Linked DNA regions of Homo sapiens: region 1 is linked to region 2. A link is an interaction called in ENCODE POLR2A ChIA-PET data of the cell type or tissue named here. Cell type or tissue: GM12878. All regions are shown on one strand. Each heading gives the region's core, and the rest is flanking DNA. Links, peaks and the distances in the headings are about the cores only.

The links. Peaks named below come from ENCODE experiments on the same cell type or tissue, not always from the same donor. Only the 100,000 strongest peaks of a DNase experiment are listed, where the experiment ranks them.
Region 1: POLR2A ChIA-PET joins it to region 2 with 5 read pairs; 4 of 35 experiments call an interaction of 5 or more read pairs at or near these places.

The regions. Positions count from the first base shown.
Region 1 is chr1:206,427,984-206,432,375 of GRCh38, reverse strand. SRGAP2 (SLIT-ROBO Rho GTPase activating protein 2) reads right to left here. Exons shown (of 23, transcript NM_015326.5): 14 at 2,154-2,214. Among named protein-coding and RNA genes, the nearest start is that of IKBKE, 40 kb to the left of the region's middle. In GM12878, for the core only: no CTCF peak of the experiment used is centred there; a DNase peak (open chromatin) is centred at 1,845.
Region 2 is chr1:206,496,505-206,500,896 of GRCh38, reverse strand. It overlaps IKBKE (inhibitor of nuclear factor kappa B kinase subunit epsilon), which reads right to left. Exons shown (of 22, transcript NM_014002.4): 22 at 4,008-4,392. It overlaps IKBKE-AS1 (IKBKE antisense RNA 1), which reads left to right and starts at 3,169. Exons shown (of 2, transcript NR_172918.1): 1 at 3,169-3,303. RefSeq lists an enhancer at 3,075-3,224. In GM12878, for the core only: no CTCF peak of the experiment used is centred there; no DNase peak of the experiment used is centred there; H3K4me3 peaks cover 440 bases; H3K27ac peaks cover 1,302 bases.

The DNA.
Region 1 (4,392 bases), core at 200-4,199, 69 kb after region 2:
TTAGATACTGCCAAATTCCCTTCCAAAGAGTTGTATCAGTTTGCATTCCCATTAGTAACATATAAATGTGCCTGTTTCCCCAGAGCTTCACCACAGTAATGGTGAAGCACTCACGCACTGTGGCTGTAAGGGGCAGAAACAGGTACATTCATGCCACAATATCTGGAACCTGCCCACTTTTCAGCAAATACCACAGCTAACACCCTGGTCTAGGCCGCCATCATGTCTTCCTCAGGCTACTGCAGTTGCTTCCTGTCTCCTTCTTACAGTCTTAGCTCCATAGAGCATCAGGGATCCTTTAAAAAGATGACTCCCTGTTCAAAATTCTCCAGTGGCTTCCCATCTTCCTCAGAATAAAATCCAATCCTAGCACATGAGGCCCTAAGAGTCTGGCTTCCAGCTTCATCTCCTGCCGCTTCCTTTTTCATTTGCTCTGCTCCAGCTACGCTGGCTTCCTGCATATGGCAAGGATCTCTGCACTTGTTCCCGCTCCCCAAGATACTCTTCCCCAGATATCCACAAGGCTTACTCCCTCACAACTCTGCCCTAATGTCACTTTAGGAGAGGCCTTTTCCCTGAACCAGCTTCAAACAGTGTTCCCTCTTCCTTCTCCATCCCCTCACCCTGCTTTACTTTTCTTCATGACATTCACCAATACCTGACATACTGTATTTACTGGCTGATCAATTGGTCATTTGCTTATCCACCTTTCAGTGGAATGTAAGGTTTATGAAGGCAGAAACTTTTTGTTGGGATATAATAAGCAACTAATATGTATTCGTTCAATGAATGAAATGTATGCTAATGAACAGTGGCTCAGACTTTCTTCTTCCTATTGTCTCTTAGGCACAAATAATTCATCCTCCCCTGAACTCCGTTTGGACTTTTCTTTGCAAACTGTTTGACTGTTAATCATTACTATCTTGTGAAATTTCTTATACTCTATTCTGAATTACCACAGCTTATCCCTTTTTATTTAACTTATCACTTGCTTACTTATTTCTCCCAACTGCATCACAAAACCACTTAAAGACAGGAAGAGTATATTATTCCTGTTTCTGTTTTCCTGCATGGCAATGCATGGTACCCAGCATTGATCAGGGACTTGATAAATTTGTTGACTGTTCAATACTGATATACAATGCTGTTACTTTAAATGAATAGGGATAAAATTTAAAAATTATAGCTGATTAGAATGAGATCAATTGTAACCATGCTATAATAATTACTATTCCAAAAATGAACCTGAGCAATGTCCCAGTTTACAGGGAGAGAAAAAGACAAGGAGAGGGAGAGAGAATAGCTGCCTCTGAATTTAGACAAGCAATATTTTATCTACCTCCTTAGCTCCAGAAAGGTCACTCTGCCCCTTTTCCTATCACAGAAAGAACAGCATCTAAAAACAATTTCTGATGCTCAGTTCCTAGAAATTTTCATAGCACTAGTTCTGTCCTTTATAAACACTCTAATCCCTGGGAAATCAATTCTCTGGCAATTATTTCGATCGCTAAATTCTGTCCAATGAGACCAGTAGCTGGTGAGGAATGGTGTTTATAAGATTCAGCTTCATCCAAGTAGAAGAGAGTATGATTTCACCTAGGCTGAGAAGCAGCCTGCCTCTGCAGATTCTCAAAAGTTGGATACAACTTTAAGACCAGCTACTAACTCAGCCCTTGGCCATGCTGTATCCAGTGAGACCAAACCAGAACAAAAACTGATTATTAGGAATCACTGCAACATTGGGAAAGGAGTTGTTTTCAAACTAGTCTGGTACAGAAAGTGACAAAATGGTCAGGCTGTACAGTGGGAGATACCCACACTTGCAAAGACTGTGAGTAATGGTGAAACTACTGTTACCACATAATAGCAGCTGTATTTACATAACAGCTGCAATTTCAAACTTACTCTCAAGCTAAAAAAATGCTGCGTGATAAGTGGCTGAGGCATTTTGTGTCAAAATATATGATGCATTTCTTTCAATGTCTAGGTGTGGCTATTTTGAGGTAGCAAAAGTTATGTGGACAAGTAAGAATTTATTCCTTTTCTGAGAATGCCAGGATGGGAAGTCAATCTCTATTCTTACTCTACAAAGAATTCCTGGAAGTTCTTCCCAATCTTTGCACAAATATGGACAAGGCTGTCATCCTGCTTACCGTGTCTGCTGATAAACCGGATACAGCTTTCCACCACCAGAGGAATTGCCTGGCTGGAGTCCTGAAAAGCCAAAGGGAAACACAACATTAGAATATTCAAACAGGGATAGCCCAGGGTCAGAGAAAACGGGCCAAACCGTGCAGAACTGTCTTAGCGGATCACCAGCCGGTCTACAAAGAAGCACCTGGCCTGTCCTCCAAGTTCCAGAGCACAAAAATACAACCACCCACATGGAATGCTACACAGATGCCTTAAAGTTAGCATGTCCTAAACAAAACTGATCATCTTCTGCCCCAAACCAGTTTCTCACCACCTTCTCCACCACCTAATTAATTAATATTCTGTCATGTCTGCCTTCTAAATATCTCTCAAATCCATTCGCTTCTCTCTATCTCAACTGCCCCCAACCTAGTTCAATCCACCAATACCTCAATTCCCATCCTTGCCATCTTCTGACCCGCATTTCTCTTCCTTCACATAGTAATTAGGTAATCTTAAAAGGGCACATTTCATTATTTAAACTCTTTCAAAGACCTCTCATTACTCTCTTACACGGCCTTGCATGCCAGGAATACTGCCTGTGCCTCCAGTTCCACTGCCTGTTCTTTCCCCTAGCTTCTGCTACAGCTATGCTGGCCACGTTTCTGTTCTGCAAAGTCCTCCTTTGCCTCGTGGCTTTGCATGAGCTGCTCCTGCTGGGGGTATGTTCTCCTCAACCCTGACTGTGACTCCAATGTGTGGATGTGAATATTTGTTGGCACTTGTCACCACTACAGCTCAAACTTCACAAGAGCAGATCCTATGTCAATTCCTGGGTGTCCAGGGTTGGCCATGATGCTCTCACATAAGAGGTGCTCAATTATTCTCAGTTGAAGGTAGCAGAATGAACCAATGGGAGCTTCAGAAAGAGGGTTTGTTTGGTATAAAGGTAAGATAGAAAAGAAAAACTAACTCTAAATAGTGGGGACTAACAGGTACTAAGCAAAGAAGCAGGCCTCCCAGATGTCAATCTTTGCTCTGTTGTTTTGCTTCACAGTCTGGCTCATGTCACTGAACTTTTTTGGGCCTCAATTTGCCTTCTACAGACTGGGGAGGGGACTGGAGGCAAGGAGAGTAATATTTCCTATTAACACATGAACATTAGTGCCTACCATTTATAGAGGAATTTAAAGAGGTGTGAGGCCATGTACTAAGTCCTTTAGATGGACTAGTGCTGGTAACAATCCTATGGAGTACATATTATTATTATTATACTCATTAAAATGAAAAAGTGAGGCCAGGTGCGGTCGCTCACACCTGTAATCCCAGCACTTTGAGAGGCCGAGGCCAGCAGATCACTTGAGATCAAGAGTGTGAGACCAGCCTGGGCAACAGACTCTGTCTCTACTAAAAATAGCCTGGCATGGTGTTGCACACCTGTGGTCCCAGCTACTTGCGAGGCTGAGGTGGGAGGACTGCTTGAGCCCAGAGGACAGAGGTTGCACTGAGCCAAGATCAAGCCACTGCACTCCAGCCTGGGTGATGGAGCGGGACCCTGTCTCAAAAAAGAAAAAGAAAAGAAAAATGAAGAAATGAAGGCTTAGTGAGGTTAAGTAGCTGCTATGGTCACACAGCTGGCAAGTGGCAAAACCAGGATTCAAACCCAGGCAATCTCCCTCGGAGACCTAACACTTTGCCACTACCCATACTGCACCCTAGGCATTCAGCAAACATTGCCAGGTGTGCATACCAAGTATTACTCAAAACTAGTAGGGTTTTATTTTATATATACAATTTCTTTTTCTTTTTTTTTTTTTTTTTTGAGACAGAGTCTCAATCAGTCGCCCAGGCCAGACAGAGTGCAGTGGTGCGATCTCAGGTCACTGCAAGCTCTGCCTCCCAGGTTCATGCCTTTCTCCTGCCTCAGCTTCCCGAGTAGCTGGGAATACAGGCACCTGCCACTATGCCCAGCTAATTTTTTTGTATTTTTAGTAGAGACAGGGTTTCATTGTGTTAGCCAGGACGGTCTCGATCTCCTGACCTCGTGATCCGCCTGTCTCGGCCTCCCAAAGTGCTGCGATTACAGGCGTGAGTCACCACGCCCGGCCTATTTTATATTTTAAATTAATTTATTGTTTTTAGAGACAGGGTTTCCCTCTGTAGCCTAGGCTGGAGTGCAGTGGTGCGATCATAGCTCAATGTAACCTTGAGCAAATAGTCTCAAGTGATCCTCCTGCCTCAGCCTCCTGAGTAGCTGGA
Region 2 (4,392 bases), core at 136-4,135:
GTGGGCACCTGTAGACCCAGCTACTCGGGAGGCTGAGGCAGGAGAATGGCTTGAACCTGGGAGGTGGTTGCAGTCAGCCGAGATCACGCCACGGAACTCCAGCCTGGGGGACAGAGTGACACTCTGTCTCAAATAAATAAATAATAAATAAATAAATAAATAAATAAATAAATAAATAAAAATATAGGCCGGGCACGGTGGCTTATGCCTGTAATCCCAGCACTTTCGGAGGCTGAGGTGGGCGGATCAGGAGATCGGGAGATCGAGACCATGCTGGCCAACGTGGTGAAACCCTGTCTCTACTAAAAATACAAAAATTAGCTGGGCGTGGTGGTGCATGCCTGTAGTACCAGCTACTTGGGAGGCTGAGGCAGGAGAATGACTTGAACCAGGGAGTCAGAGGTTGCAGTGAGCCAAGATCGCACCACTGCACTCCAGCTGGGCAACAGAGCGAGACTCTGTCTTAAAAAAAAATAAATATATAAACATAAATAAAAATCTTTGAAGCAGTTTGGAAGTGAACCCAAAATGACCAGTTGCAGCAATCCTGTGAGGATACTGAAGCAAGGTGGCTCCATGAAAGCAAACGGTGGTTCCAGTAGGAGGGTGGCCTGGCCATGGTTGAGATCCATCCTGTCCTTAGACTGGCTGCCCTGGCCTCAGCTCTCAGGGTGGGTGTGGAGTGGGGTGCCTGGTCCAGTGTACCACGCACTGCCAATTGGCCTCTGTTGGGCCATTCACATGCCCTCTGCAGGATCTTTGTAAACTCTGCCTCAGTGTTCTCAAACCTGAGCTGGTGTGAGAATCACCAGGGAAGCTCATCAATAATACAGATTCCTGAGCCACACCCTTACGGATTGGATTCAGGAGCTGAGTGGGATCCCAGAATATGTGTTTTGAAACCAGGACACCAGTCTCAAGAGAGGAAACTGTGTGGATTCTGGGAGAGAAAGAGAGATATAGCCCTGTAGCGCCCTGCCCTCCAGAACTGACTGTACTTCTTGCCTGGGTTCCTGGGACAGGCCCCCTCATCCTTCCAGTTAGGCCCCCTTTTAGCTTGGATCAGCCTGTTTTAAGAGGCTGCTAGCCATGAATCTGAATGCCACATGGAATCTTCCCAGATATCTGTGACTGATCTGAGCCCCCGACTCAGCCCATACGAGACAAGAACTTGTTTCCTCTACCTACCCTGTGCAGGGGCTCATAGCTGAATGAGGTGGGGAGGGGATGGGGAAGGTGAGCGGAGTATGCAGAGAACTATTGTGTTAATAATACTGTGTTTGGGGCCAGTGCGGTGGCTCATGCCTGTAATCCCAGCCCTTTGGGAGGCCGAGGTGGGTGGATCACCTGAGCTCAGGAGTTCAAGACCAGCCTGACCAACATGGAGAAACCCCGCCTCTACTAAAAATACAAAATCAGCCGGGCGTGGTGGCACACGCCTGTAATCCCAGATACTCAGGAGGCTGAGGCAGGAGAATCGCTTGAATCCGGGAGGCAGAGGTTGCGGTGAGCCGAGATAGTGCCATTGCACTCCAGCCTGGGCAACAAGAGCAAAACTGCGTCTCACATAATAACAATAATAATAATAATATTGAGTTTTAGGCACTTTATGCACATAGCTAATCTATTCCTACCCACAACTTTCCACTCACCACACGGGCACCGAGGAGTAGTATCTTTAAAATACCAGTTGGACTTGACCTAAAACCTCTCTGTGGTCCTCTGGGGTAAAGTCCAAGTTCCTCAGTGTGGCCTGCAAGGACCTTTTGGACTGGCTCCTCCCTTTCCACAATACCAGCATCCTACTTTAACCTACTCTCCAGTCATATAGAAATACTAGTAGCTCTTCCCATGCCTGTGCCACTGCTGCTCCCACGGCCAGGAATGCCTCCCACACCTTCTTTGCTAGGTATCACCTGCTCACCTGCTAAGACCACTTTGGATTCACCTGTTCTCAGTCACTCCCTGACACTTAGGAAGTTTCCCAGCCTGACCTAAGCACCCTCCCCTGTGAGGATGGTGACTCAGGACCACACTGGATGTTTGCATTCCTAGCATAGCACCTCCTCCATGATGGGAAGCTATCTGTGGCATACCTGTCTTCCCCCATAGAGGTGAGCTCCCCATGAGCCAGAAAGGTGGCTTAGTCACCTCTGTAGTTCCAGCATCCCGTGGGCCTGGTACACTGTAAGGGCTCAGATCATGTCTGGTGAACTGAATGGGCTCTTTTCATTTTAAGTGTTATGTTAGGAATCACTGCAGAGAATGGAGAGGTACATTAAAGAGGTCTTCAGACACCTGAGGATCTTATGGGTTGTTCTGGGTCTTGGTCCAGTTCCTCATTTCCTACTGAGATGGAATCAGCAGCTCTGCAGAACCTCAGATCCAGGGAGGCACTGATGTCAGCAGCTCTGCCTTGCATAGAAATGAACTGAAGCCACTGGGCGTGGTGGCTCACGCCTGTAATCCTAACACTTTGGGAGGCCAAGAAAGGAGGGTTGCTTGAGCTCAGGAGTTCAAGACCAGCTTGTGCAACATAGTGAGACCTCATCTCTACAAAAAATATAAAATTAGCTGGGTGTGGTGGTGCACGCCTGTAGTCCCAGCTACTTGGAAGGCTGAGGCAGGAGGATTGCTTGGTCCTACAGTGAGTAGTAGTGGTGATCGCTTGATCACTACAGTGAGTCGAGGCTGTAGTGAGCCAAGATTATACCATTCCACTGCAACCTGGGCAACAGAGCAAAACCCTGCCAAAAAAAAAAAAAGAAGGAAAATTAAAAAAAAAAAACAACTGAACTGAAGCCTTTGAGTGAGTTTGTCCGCCACATCTCATAGGCTTTGCTCATGAGATCATACAGCCTGGATCATATCATCTCCCAAAAATCTGTATTTGGCATTCAGGGATCCCCTGGCTCCTTCACTGAGCTCCACCAAGCACATGGGGTTTTGCAAGCTGTTGCTGCCAGGGAAAACCCATTGTGGGACTTCCCTGAAGGGCCACTCATGGGCTGGAAGTGTTGGCCAGAAATTCAGGCCAGCAGAGTGGACGAGAGGTGGTCTAGTACCCAGGAACATCAAGGCGGCAGCTGGTCTCTGAGGCCCCAGGACTTGAACCCCTGGGCTTAAGTGACTCCACGGGCTTGAGGCCCAAATAACAAACACAAAGCCACTTGGACCTGATGCAAGGAAACAACCTCCAGCCACCTTCCCCCAGGCCTTTAGAGTGCTGGTCTTTGCACAGAGAAGCACCACAGAGGACAGAAGCCTCCAGGACTCACCCTTCCCCATTTCTGGCCCTACCAGGTGAGTAGAGTGGCCTCAGGATGTGGGGGCTCCCATGAAGATGGACAGGAAGGATCTCTGGGGTTATTTCCAGTCAAGCATAATGCTGTCTTCACGCTTCGAAGCACACAGTGGGGCTTCCCACTCGTCTCTCTCTCCTACTGGGGCTACCTTACTGCATTTCCCCTTCCCCTTCCTTCACCCACCCAGGTAGGTGGGTAGTCCAGCTCTGGTTTATGGGAAGGCTGGAGGTAAATTTGCAAGCAGTTTGCAAAAGTCAGAATGCCTTGCCCAGGCACCACTCTAGATTCTAGACAAAATGAAGGAATGCTTAAAATAACCCATAATACTATTCAAACCCACTATTTAGGACATAGCCTAGGTTTTGAATAGCTGTGGAGATGGGAAAAAAGCAGTAGCCACTTAGATGGTGGGTTTGAAGGAAAAAAAAAAAGAAGAATACCTTTCTCCCTAAGTTCCAGGCCCCTCACACAGCTTTCCAAATGATGCGGGGGCAAGAGAATGGAAGGAATGGGAAGGCACCCCTTGGGTTCTTCCTTGAAATTAGGGCCCATTTAGGGGAAAGGCAGAAATCAGGACATGACCAATTCCCACCCCCATTTCCCAGCACTTCTCACAGATCCCCGCCCAGACCCCACTTGGTTGCCAAGCACACCCAGCTGAGAGCCCTGCCTTGCAGACACAGCCCAGGGAGAGCCACCAGAAACAGAAGCAAAGGCCACATTTATTCCACTTCTTGAAGGTGCAGGCCTTGGACCTGCCCAGACTCACAGTCCTGGCTGCATGTCCCAGGACCAGCTGGAGCCTCAGAGAGTGAGGGAGAGCCAAAGGGGCCCCAAGACACTGGCACTGGCCTTGGCCACCCATTTTCTCAACTTTAGGCTCAGTCAGACCAAGCATAGAAAGAACAGGAGGCTCTCTATGTTGCCTGAGGCTGGCAGTGGTGACCCTCAGAAATCACAAGGGAGCGGAGAGAGCTGTGTTCAACATGAAACGCTTGAAGAGGAAGGAAGACTGTGATGAGGTCGTTTGACCTACTGCCCTGGGGAAACCCCAGGAGGCCTCCTCTCCTGTTGGCTAGGGAGTGAA